2 separate regions of the Homo sapiens genome follow, and region 2 is linked to region 1. A link is an interaction called in ENCODE POLR2A ChIA-PET data of the cell type or tissue named here. Cell type or tissue: Panc1. All regions are shown on one strand. Region 1 overlaps ANTXR1 (ANTXR cell adhesion molecule 1). Region 2 overlaps GFPT1 (glutamine--fructose-6-phosphate transaminase 1).

What was found. Peaks named below come from ENCODE experiments on the same cell type or tissue, not always from the same donor. Only the 100,000 strongest peaks of a DNase experiment are listed, where the experiment ranks them.
Region 2: POLR2A ChIA-PET joins it to region 1 with 7 read pairs; 2 of 35 experiments call an interaction of 5 or more read pairs at or near these places.

The regions. Positions count from the first base shown.
Region 1 is chr2:69,057,968-69,062,967 of GRCh38, reverse strand. All of the region lies in intron 3 of ANTXR1 (ANTXR cell adhesion molecule 1), which reads right to left. Among named protein-coding and RNA genes, the nearest start is that of MIR3126, 43 kb to the left of the region's middle. In Panc1, no CTCF peak of the experiment used is centred here; no DNase peak of the experiment used is centred here; H3K27ac peaks cover 562 bases.
Region 2 is chr2:69,354,317-69,359,316 of GRCh38, reverse strand. It overlaps GFPT1 (glutamine--fructose-6-phosphate transaminase 1), which reads left to right. Exons shown (of 20, transcript NM_001244710.2): 5 at 1-49; 6 at 854-988; 7 at 2,760-2,821; 8 at 4,749-4,828. Among named protein-coding and RNA genes, the nearest start is that of GFPT1, 30 kb to the left of the region's middle. In Panc1, no CTCF peak of the experiment used is centred here; no DNase peak of the experiment used is centred here.

The DNA of each region.
Region 1 (5,000 bases):
TTAAACCTATCTGATAAATTTTTTATTTCAAATAATGTATCTTTCAGTTCCACAGTTTTCACTTGGTTCTTTCTTTGAGTTTTCTTTTTTTAATTTCTGATCACCCATATCTTCCCCCCCATTGTATTCACCTTTTCCTGTAAATTATTTAACCTATTTATAATAGTTGCTTAAAAGTCCCTGTCCATTAATTCAAATAACTGAGTCATCTGTGGTTTGTTTCTATTAACTATGTTTTTCTTTATTGTGAGTAATATTCCTCTGCTTCTTCCCATTTTTCATAACAGTTTACATTTCAGTCACTGAGTATAAAAAAAGCAGTGGAGACTTCGGTATAATATTGATTTGTGTTGTTTACTCACTGCAGAGCATAAGGCTTTTATTCTTTGTGAGCTAGGGCGAGGGGCTGATCATTAGATTCCTCCTTGAGTCAGGGTGAGCTTGGGCTGGGCTGCACCTTTTGTTAGATTCATGTTCCCTGTTATTAGGCCAACTCCTGGACTTTTGCCCTGCCCTGCCTTTGTGATCTTCTCAGTATTTGAATTGGTAGATGGCTAGGTGCAGCTTCAGATATTTTTGCTTGACCTTTGTATTTCACTCTGGTAGGACTCCAGAATCCAAGCACAATGAGAATCCACCTAATTATGTGATTTATCTCTACTCTGCAGGCAATTCCTCCACTGCTGCTTTCTTGGAAAAATGCAGAAATGTGGGTGAGGGGGGATAACTTAGGCTGAGATATTTCTTTTTCATTTCAGATTCTAAAGCCTCCTTCTGGCACACATGTTTATGTAAGACTCAGCTGACTTTTCCTTATCCCTGCAGAGTGTCTGTCTATGGCAGACCCACTCCTCCAATTACCCAAACCTAGACCACGCATCCACCTTTAAGTATGGAAGCTTCTGCAGAACCTTCTCTGCTTAGCTATTATATAAAGGGTTTGTTTCTCTCTAATTCAGTTAATCAGTGCTTCCTGCATCTCTACTAGCCTCACGGAAACATATGAATTTTATTTTGTCTGGGCTTTTCTGGTTGACCATGGAAATGAAGGCTTTTCACATCTCTGAATATCATAAACAGAAGCAGACATACTTTACAGTTCTTTTCTAAATGTTTGTGACTACACATTTGTCTCAAATCAGAAAGAAAAATACTAGATGCTGATTACCAGCATACAAATACACTCTAGTATCTCTTATCTTAAAAACATTTTTTAAAGTCCTCTTTGATCCCACATCTCCCTCTAGCTACTGACCTATTTATTCACATCTCTCTATATGACACAGCTTCTTGAAACTTGTCTCCTCACTCCTTGTCTTTTCTGGTGGAGTCCTTCTTCAAATGTTTAGTGATCTTTGGCTGTCTGTCCATATCAAATGAATGAGACTAAAAGCCTTGTTGGAAGCTCTGCATGCATGGTGGGCATGCCAATTGATGAATGACCAGCTTTTTTTTTTTTTTTGGCAGTTGTTTTTTGTTGTTGTTGAAGACTCTCAAATATCATTTTATGTGTATGTATTTTTCCCTCTAAGACATTTATTTCTACAGAGAAGTAGTTTTCAAACTCTTTTCTTAGATTTTAAGTCTGAAATTGGACAAGGAAGAAGGCTGGAAGTAGCAACATTTGTTTTGCAGATGTCTCTATAATTTCTCTGTGCCTGGTGTCCCTGACTATGAAACCATTCTTGTGCAATTTTGTCAGAAAATATGCTTCTCCTCTCTGGTGGAGGTAAATAAGGGGTAATTTTCAAACTCTAGTGGGAAGGAGGGATGGTTCTGAAGGTTGAAGAGCTTTTAAACAATCAATATTCCAGTTTTCACTCTCTAACCCTTCCTTGCCTTTTGCAATATCCAGGTTTTGAGCTTTCTAGGATTCTACAAGGCTACATGGTTTGTTCATCTTCAGTATTTCCTTCCACAGGATTATATTTGACTTTTCTCCACAGTGCCATATCATTTGCCACTCTTCCTTCCCTTCTATTCTTATATGTGGTGTTTTTATGGTTTAAATATTTCTCAGTTTCCTCAAAGATGGTCTTTGTGCTTTTGTTTCAAGTTTTCCTGGTTTGGGGTTGGTTTTTTGAAAGAAAGGGGAAAACATCTTAACTTATCAAAATATTTTTATTTATTTTAATTTAAAAATCTCATTTTAAAGTTGGAAGTCCTCATTTTTTAACCCACTCTGCTCTGACTTTTGTCTCCACAACTCTGCCTCTGCTGAAACTGCTTCTAGCAAGGCCCGCTATGTTACCAATCCAATGGTCACCTCTCTGGCTTCATGTTCCTCAACCTCTTTCAGCATAAGACACAGTTGATGTCCTTCATTTAAGCAATGCTCTCTTCTCTGAAAGATTTGAGAGTAGATTTGTGTTTTATGGCATGATTTCCATTACACCATACTCTCTCCTTCTACCTTACCACCTGTTCTTTCTCACATTTCTATGTAAGTTGTTCCATCTCATCTAGAACTCTAAAGATTGGAGTTCCAGCTCCAGAACTCAGTAAGATCACCCATCCTCACATCAGCACTGTTTTACAAGGTCACCTCATTCTTCCATGACTTCAGAGCCAAACTCCATCAAAGAAGCATGAGCTTTGGAGGAAGACAGACTCGGGATGGAAATCTTATTCTACCAAGTGCTAGGTATGTCAGCTAACCTCCCTGAACTTTAGCTTTCTCAAAGTAAAACAAAGGTGTGGAATGCTAAGATCTACCAGATTTCTTCCAGCTTAGAATATTGCATCTGATTTGAACTGGGAACAAAAGAGCAAGCAGAAATAGAACCTGGGTATCTTCTGGGAACTGGAGAGGCCACACTTGGCAGACAGGAATAGTCCATGATGTAACACAGGATCCAGTGCAGAGCCAGAAGGGAAGCTGACAAAGAGGAGCCCATCAAGGAATTTTTAAAGGTTGCAGCATAAGCTGGCATAAAAGACAAGAGGGATGGTTTAATCACAGGACAAGATGAATTTGTCCAAACTCTTCTTTATACAACTCTATTTTCATTGGTCACACATTTGTGCAGTAATTTCACCATGTGGTTTTCTATGGCACCATCTGGCTTTTGAAATAAGCCCTGTTAGACCTTCACATACCTTAAGACTTAGCAATTTAACTCCTGGTTATCTACAGGCATACCTTGGATATATTGTGGGTTCTGTCCCAGACCACCAAGATAAAGTGAATATTGAAATATTGAAGTAAAGTGACTCTCACAACATTTTTGGCCTCCCAGTGCATATAAAAGTTATGCTATACTATATTGCAGTCTATTAAGCATGTAATAGTAGTATGTCTTTAAAAAGTACATACTTCAAATTAGCCGGGCATAGTGGCAGGTGCCTGTAATCCCAGCTACTCAGGACGCTGAGACAGGAGAATCACTTGAACCAGGGAGACGGAGGTTGCAGTGAGCCAAGATCGTGCCATTGCACTCCAGCCTGGGCAACAAGAGCAAAACTCGGTCTCAAAAAAAAAAAAAAGTACACACTTCGATGAAAAATACTTTATTGCTAAAGATTGCTAATGATCATCTGAGCCTTCAGTGAATCATAATCTTTTGCTGGTGGAGGGTTCTGCCTCGATACTGACGGCTGCTGACTGATCAGAGTGATGGTTGCTGAAGGTGGGGTGGCTGTGGCAATTTTTAAAAATAAGACAACAATGAAGTTTGACCCATCAATTCACTCTTCCTTTCACACAAGATTTCTCTGTAGTATGTGATGCTCTTTGATAGCATTTTACCCACCATAGAACTTCTTTCAAAATTGGAGCGAATCCTCTCAAACCTTGTTGCTGCTCTATCAACTAAGTTTATGGAATATTCTAAGTTCCTTGTAATTTCAACAATGTTCATAGCATCTTCACCAGCAGTAGGTTCCATCTCAAGAAACCACTTTCTTTGCTCATCGTTAAGAATCAAGTCCTCATGAGTTCAAGTTTTATCATGAGATTGCAACAATTCAGCCACATCTTCAGGCTCCGCTTCAAATTCTGGTTCTCTTGCTGTTTCCACCACATCTGTGGTTACTTCCTCCACTAAAGTCTTGAACCCCTCAAAGTCAGTTGTGAAAGTTAGAATCAACTTCTTCTAAGTTGCTGTTAATGTCGATATTTTGGCCACTCCTGCATGAATCACAAATGTTCTTAATGGCATCTACAATGGTGAATCCTTTCCCAAAGGTTTTCAATCTACTTTGCCAAGATCCATCAGAGGAATCACTATGTATGGCAGCTATAGACATGCATTTCTTAAATAATAAGACTTGAAAATCTAAATTACTCCCTGATCCATGGGCTACAGAATGGATGTTGTGTTAGCAGGCATGAAAATGACATTAATCTCCTTGTACACCTTTATCAGATCTCTTAGGTGACCAGGTGCATTGCTAATGAGTAGTAATATTTTGAAAAGAATGATTTTTTTTTTTCAAGAAGTAGGTCTCAAGAGTGGGCTTAAAATATTCAGTAAACCATGCAGTAAACAGATGTGCTGTCATCTGGGCTTTGTTGTTTCCTTTAGATAGGACAGACAGAGAAGATTTAGCATCATTCTTAAGGGCCCTAGGATTTTCAGAATGGTAAATGATCATTAGCTTCAACTTAGAGTCACCAGCTACCTTCACTCCTTATAAGAGAGCTAGGCTGTCCTTTGAAGATTTGAAGCCAGGCTTTGACTTCTTTCTATCTATGAAAGTCCTAGATGGCATCTTCTTCCAATAGAAGGCTGTTTCATCTCCACTGAAAATCTGTTGTTTAGTGTAGCCACCTTCACCAACGATCTTAGCTAAATCTTCTGGGTAACTTGCTGCAGCTTCTCAATCAGCACTTGCTACTTTGCCTTTTATGTCATGGAGATGGCGTCTTTCCTTAAACCTCATGAGCCCACATCTGCTAACTCCAAACTTTTTTTCTGCAGCTTCCTCCCCTCTCTCAGCCTTCTAGAAATAGAGTTAGAGCTTTACTTTGCATTAGGCTTTGGCTTAGGGAATGTTGT
Region 2 (5,000 bases), 300 kb before region 1:
TATTCACAATGGAATCATCACCAACTACAAAGACTTGAAAAAGTTTTTGGTAAGTAAGGTGACCTCAAAAGACCCCAGTCTTTGAGAATACTTCTAACGAGAGCACTGGGGTCGGTTGTTGGGATGTGCAACAAACACCATATGTGTGTCATCAATTAATTTCTTGGACAATTCCAAGGGCACGGTGGTTTATTGGATTTTTCTTTGCTAACAGTGGAACAATTGTGTTTTTTAATATGAAAAGGAAATGATTAGCATTTGACTGTAATATACATGACAAAAGGCTCAAATAAAATTGGAATTTTGTGGAGACATTTTTTGCATTCTGAGAGATTGTCATGCTTTAAAGTTCCTAGGATATATTAATACAAGAAGAATCAGGACAAATTAAATGAAAGTTTTATGTCGTAAATAGCTATATACTGTATAGTAGTGGTCATAGTGCTGACCTGCATGAGTGCTTTCTTAGGGCTGTTCAATTGAACTTTCTCCAGTGTTGGAAGACAGTGTATCTGGGCTATTCAGTATAGTAGCCACTGTCCACATGTGGTTGTTGAGCTAGTATGACTGAGGAACTGAATTTTAAATTTTATTTAATTTTAATTAAATTGAAATAGCCACATACAGCTAATGGCTATTTATTAGACAGTAAGTTAAGTGTATGTTCAGTTAAACAGAGTCCCACACTGTTTTAGAGTCACTGATCAGCTGGTGACTTTAATTTTGAATAATGGGATATGGTGTTCAAAGAATATTAGAAATTAGTGGCATTTTGACGGAACAATTCTGTAGAAAAGGTTTTTTTATCATTAATATTTCTTTAATTGTATCTTTTTTTTCTTTCTACTTACAGGAAAGCAAAGGCTATGACTTCGAATCTGAAACAGACACAGAGACAATTGCCAAGCTCGTTAAGTATATGTATGACAATCGGGAAAGTCAAGATACCAGCTTTACTACCTTGGTGGAGAGAGTTATCCAACAATTGGTATTAAGCCACATTTTTAAAGATAATTATGCCAACATTAATGCTGAGAAACTTTCTGGAAATTAAGTTTGATAAGCAGGAACTGTGCTATTTTTTTATTTTTGGCTTTTATTTCTCATATAACTATTCAAGTTGAATAATTTTGAGAAACTGATTGATTTATTGATTCCCCCCCACCCTCCATTTAAAATTCTACTTACTTCATTCAGGTTTAATGTCATGAAAATGAAAATTAATCCAAAATCAGTGTGTCTAAAAACTATGCATATATGCACACATCCATATGCACCACACGTGGACATGTACACAGTACACACGATGGAGGATTAGTTATTCCCTTGCTTCTTGCTCATCCGAGTGTTCTTCTCAACCAATAACTTAGCACAATAGTAGCTTCACAGCTACCACAGTTTATTTTCTGGGATAATGCCTGCTTGTCTCTGAGCCAACAAAGTCAACTACTTATTTTTCCTTTTGGGGACTTTCCCTTGGCTCTGAACTTCTATAGAAAAGCATTTCCAAGCCCATGAGAAAATCAGTATTCTTTTTGATTCCATCCAACATTCCTAATTAAAGATTAAAGACATCAAAGATCTACAAATGTCCAAATCCATAGTGATACCTACATTTCCCTTCCCCACTCATAACTCTAGCTTTCCCACTTAAAAGTCCTTTACTTCCCAAATACGGTCCAGCCCTCACTTCTCTCCCACCTGCACCCAAATCTTATATCTGTAGCAAAAAGAGGAAGCAGGAAGATGGAGAATGTAGAGGCCTATTCCTTCCCTTTCCCCAAGGCAGAGTGGAGTAGTGTGCCTTCCCAGCCTTTTCTCGTTTCTAACAGGCTTTGCCTTTTATTCATTGTATAATCCAGTTTGTGTTCCAAGGTGGTTCTTCCCTCTCCTACTTCATGTTCCTCTTTTATCTGTTCTTGATTCCTGTAAGCTCTGTCCCTGAGGATTCGGGTTGATGGAGTTGTATGGTGTGCATGTTAATAATTGTATATATTTATATCTCTAATATCAAGGTCAGAAAGAGTGGAAGTTAACAGTGGTGTACAATTACTAGGGCAGAGAATAGGTTTTGGATTTTGATCTTAGGATCTTTTCTAATTCTGTCGTTCCTCTGATAATTCATAGTATTATGACGATATAGATAGGTAGATGATGGAGATAGGATATATAGGTTCAGAAGTGTTCATAGCCTGTAGAAAGGATGACTTTTTAAATGATCTATTTTTGTAGTTGTTATCTATTGAGCATATTTTGGGTGTAGGCTTGGTTAAAAAAGTGGGTCTTGGCTGCGCGTGGTGGCTCACGCCTGTAATCCCAGCACTTTGGGAGGCCGAGGTGGGCAGATCACGAGGTCAAGAGATGGAGACCATCCTGGCCAACATGGTGAAACCCTGTCTCTATTAAAAATACAAAAATTAGCGTGGGGGTGCGTGCCTGTAATCCCAGCTACTCGGGAGGCTGAGGCAGGAGAATCACTTGAACCAGGGAGTTGGGGGTTGCAGTGAGCCGAGATCGTGCCACTGCACCCCAGCCTGGTCACAGAGTGAGACTCCATCTCAAAAAAAAAAAAAAATGTGGGTCTTGGATACACCAAAGCTTAGGAGTAAGTGTTTACTTAAACTTTAGACTTGTTTATAAACTGGTACAAAAGAGCATTTGTGTGAACAAAAAATTTCTGCGCTGAAGCCAGTATGTTCTAGGCATTTCTGACTTGATAATTGATTAAATAGTGCTAATGGATTTTTTTCCCTCCCTAGGAAGGTGCTTTTGCACTTGTGTTTAAAAGTGTTCATTTTCCCGGGCAAGCAGTTGGCACAAGGTACATATAACTCTAACAATGACTAATGTATTTCAACATATTTGAGTTACATGTTTATTCTTCGTAGACTATACATGACCCTTTATTATAAAGGCTCTGCCCTTTATTAGATATATTCATGTGAGCATATTTTCACATCTTCCTTCTTGTCTGTTGCTTACCACTCTTCCATTTAACAGAATCCCTGAAGAAAGCAAATACAGGCCGGGCGCTGTGGCTCACACCTGTAATCCTAGCATTTTGGGAGGTCGAGGCAGGCGGATCATCTGAGGTCAGGAGTTTGAGACCAGCCAGGCCAACATGGCGAAACCCCGTCTCTACTAAATATAGAAAAATTAGCCGGGTGTGGTAGCACATGCCTGTAATCCCAGCTACTCGGGAGGCTGAGGCAAGGAGAACCGCTTGAACCCAGGAGGCAAGAGGTTTCAGTGAGCCGAGATCGTGCCACTGCACTCCAGCCTGGCCTACAGAGCGAGACTCTGTCTGAAAAAAAAAAAAAAAAAAAAAAAAAAGAAAGCAAATATATTTTGGCATTTAATTGGCCTTTTGTCTTTGTTGGGCGCACCAAGGTTACTTTGTGAATTTGGATATTGAATATTATCTAATAAAGTTAAAATATTAGCTTTTTCTGTATTTTTTGAAACATATATTCTAGACAGATTCCTAGATAATTGTACCATCACTACTTCTTGCTAGGATATTTAGGCCTGATCATGAAGTCCTAAGTGAGGCGCCCTAAGATATTATGGTAAGAGAGATATTTTTAATCTGAAAACAGGGTGACTAAGGAGAAGGTGCTACACTTTCATATATTGGCATTCTGTGCACAATTGAAAGGAAGGTTCCCTTTAACATTACAAAGGAAAAAAATTAAAATACATTGTTACAGAACAGGTGTTGGCAAGTTTTCTGGAGTGGGCCGGATAGTAACTATTTTAGGCTTTCTGGACCATGTAGCCTCTGTAGCAACTACTCAACTTTGCAGTTGTAGTGTGAAAGCAGCTGCAGAAAATAAGTAAAAGAATGGGCATGGGTATGTTCCAAAATAACTGTATTTAATACAATTTTTATTTGTCAATTAAGAAAAATAATTAAAAAAAAACCAAAAACCTGTATTAGGCTGGGCGTGGTGACTCATGCCTGTAATCCCAGCACTTTGGGAGGCTGAGATGGGTGGATTGCTTGACCCCAGGAGTTCCAGATCAGCCTAGGCAACATGACAAAATCCCATCTCTATAAAAAATAAAAAATTTAGCTGGGTGTGGTGGTGCATGCCTGTAGTCCCAGCTACTCAGGAGGCTGAGGCAAGGGGATCACTTGAGGCCAGGAGGTCAAGGCTGCAGTGAGCTGTGATTGCGCCACTGCACTCTAGCCTGGGAGACAGAGCAAGGCTGTTGTCAAAAAACAAACAAATAAACAAAAACCGTTTATTTATAAAAATAAACCCTGGGGCTGCAGGTCAGTTTGCTGACCCCTGATAGAGAATATTTTGGATATAGGATCTTGTTCTGTCATCCAGGCTGGAGTGCAGTGGCGCGATCTTGGCTCACTCCAACCTTCACCTCCCAGACTCAGGCAATCCTCCTAACTCAGCCTTCCGAGTAGCTGAGACTGTAGGCACGTGCCATCACACCTGGCTAATTAGGAGACGGGGTTTTGCCATGTTTCCCAGAGTGGTCTTGAACTCGTGGGCTCAAGTGATCTGCCTGCCTAGGCCTCCTGAAGTGCTGGGATTACGGGTGTGAGCCATTGCACCTGGCCCAATACTGATTTTTTTAAAAAATTCTTTTTATCTAGTTCTTATATCTGAAGTTGAGCTTGGGGAGGATGATTTAAACATTTGAAGAGTATTGGCCCATTAAATTTTATGTCATTAGTCCATTATTTATAAAAATGGTTTAATTCTAACTGCTTTTGCAATTTACAGGCGAGGTAGCCCTCTGTTGATTGGTGTACGGAGTGAACATAAACTTTCTACTGATCACATTCCTATACTCTACAGAACAGGTAAAATTACCTCTACAAATGCAGTGCAGTAGATATGAAGAATTATTTTCCTTAAGTTGGAATAGATGGCTCTTTGGTCAGATGCACATGTATATATAGTTCTGTCTAGACATGAAAAAGATTTGTTTTTGTGAGTTCTCTGATGATTAGAATTTTTTTCTGTTGTGTATCC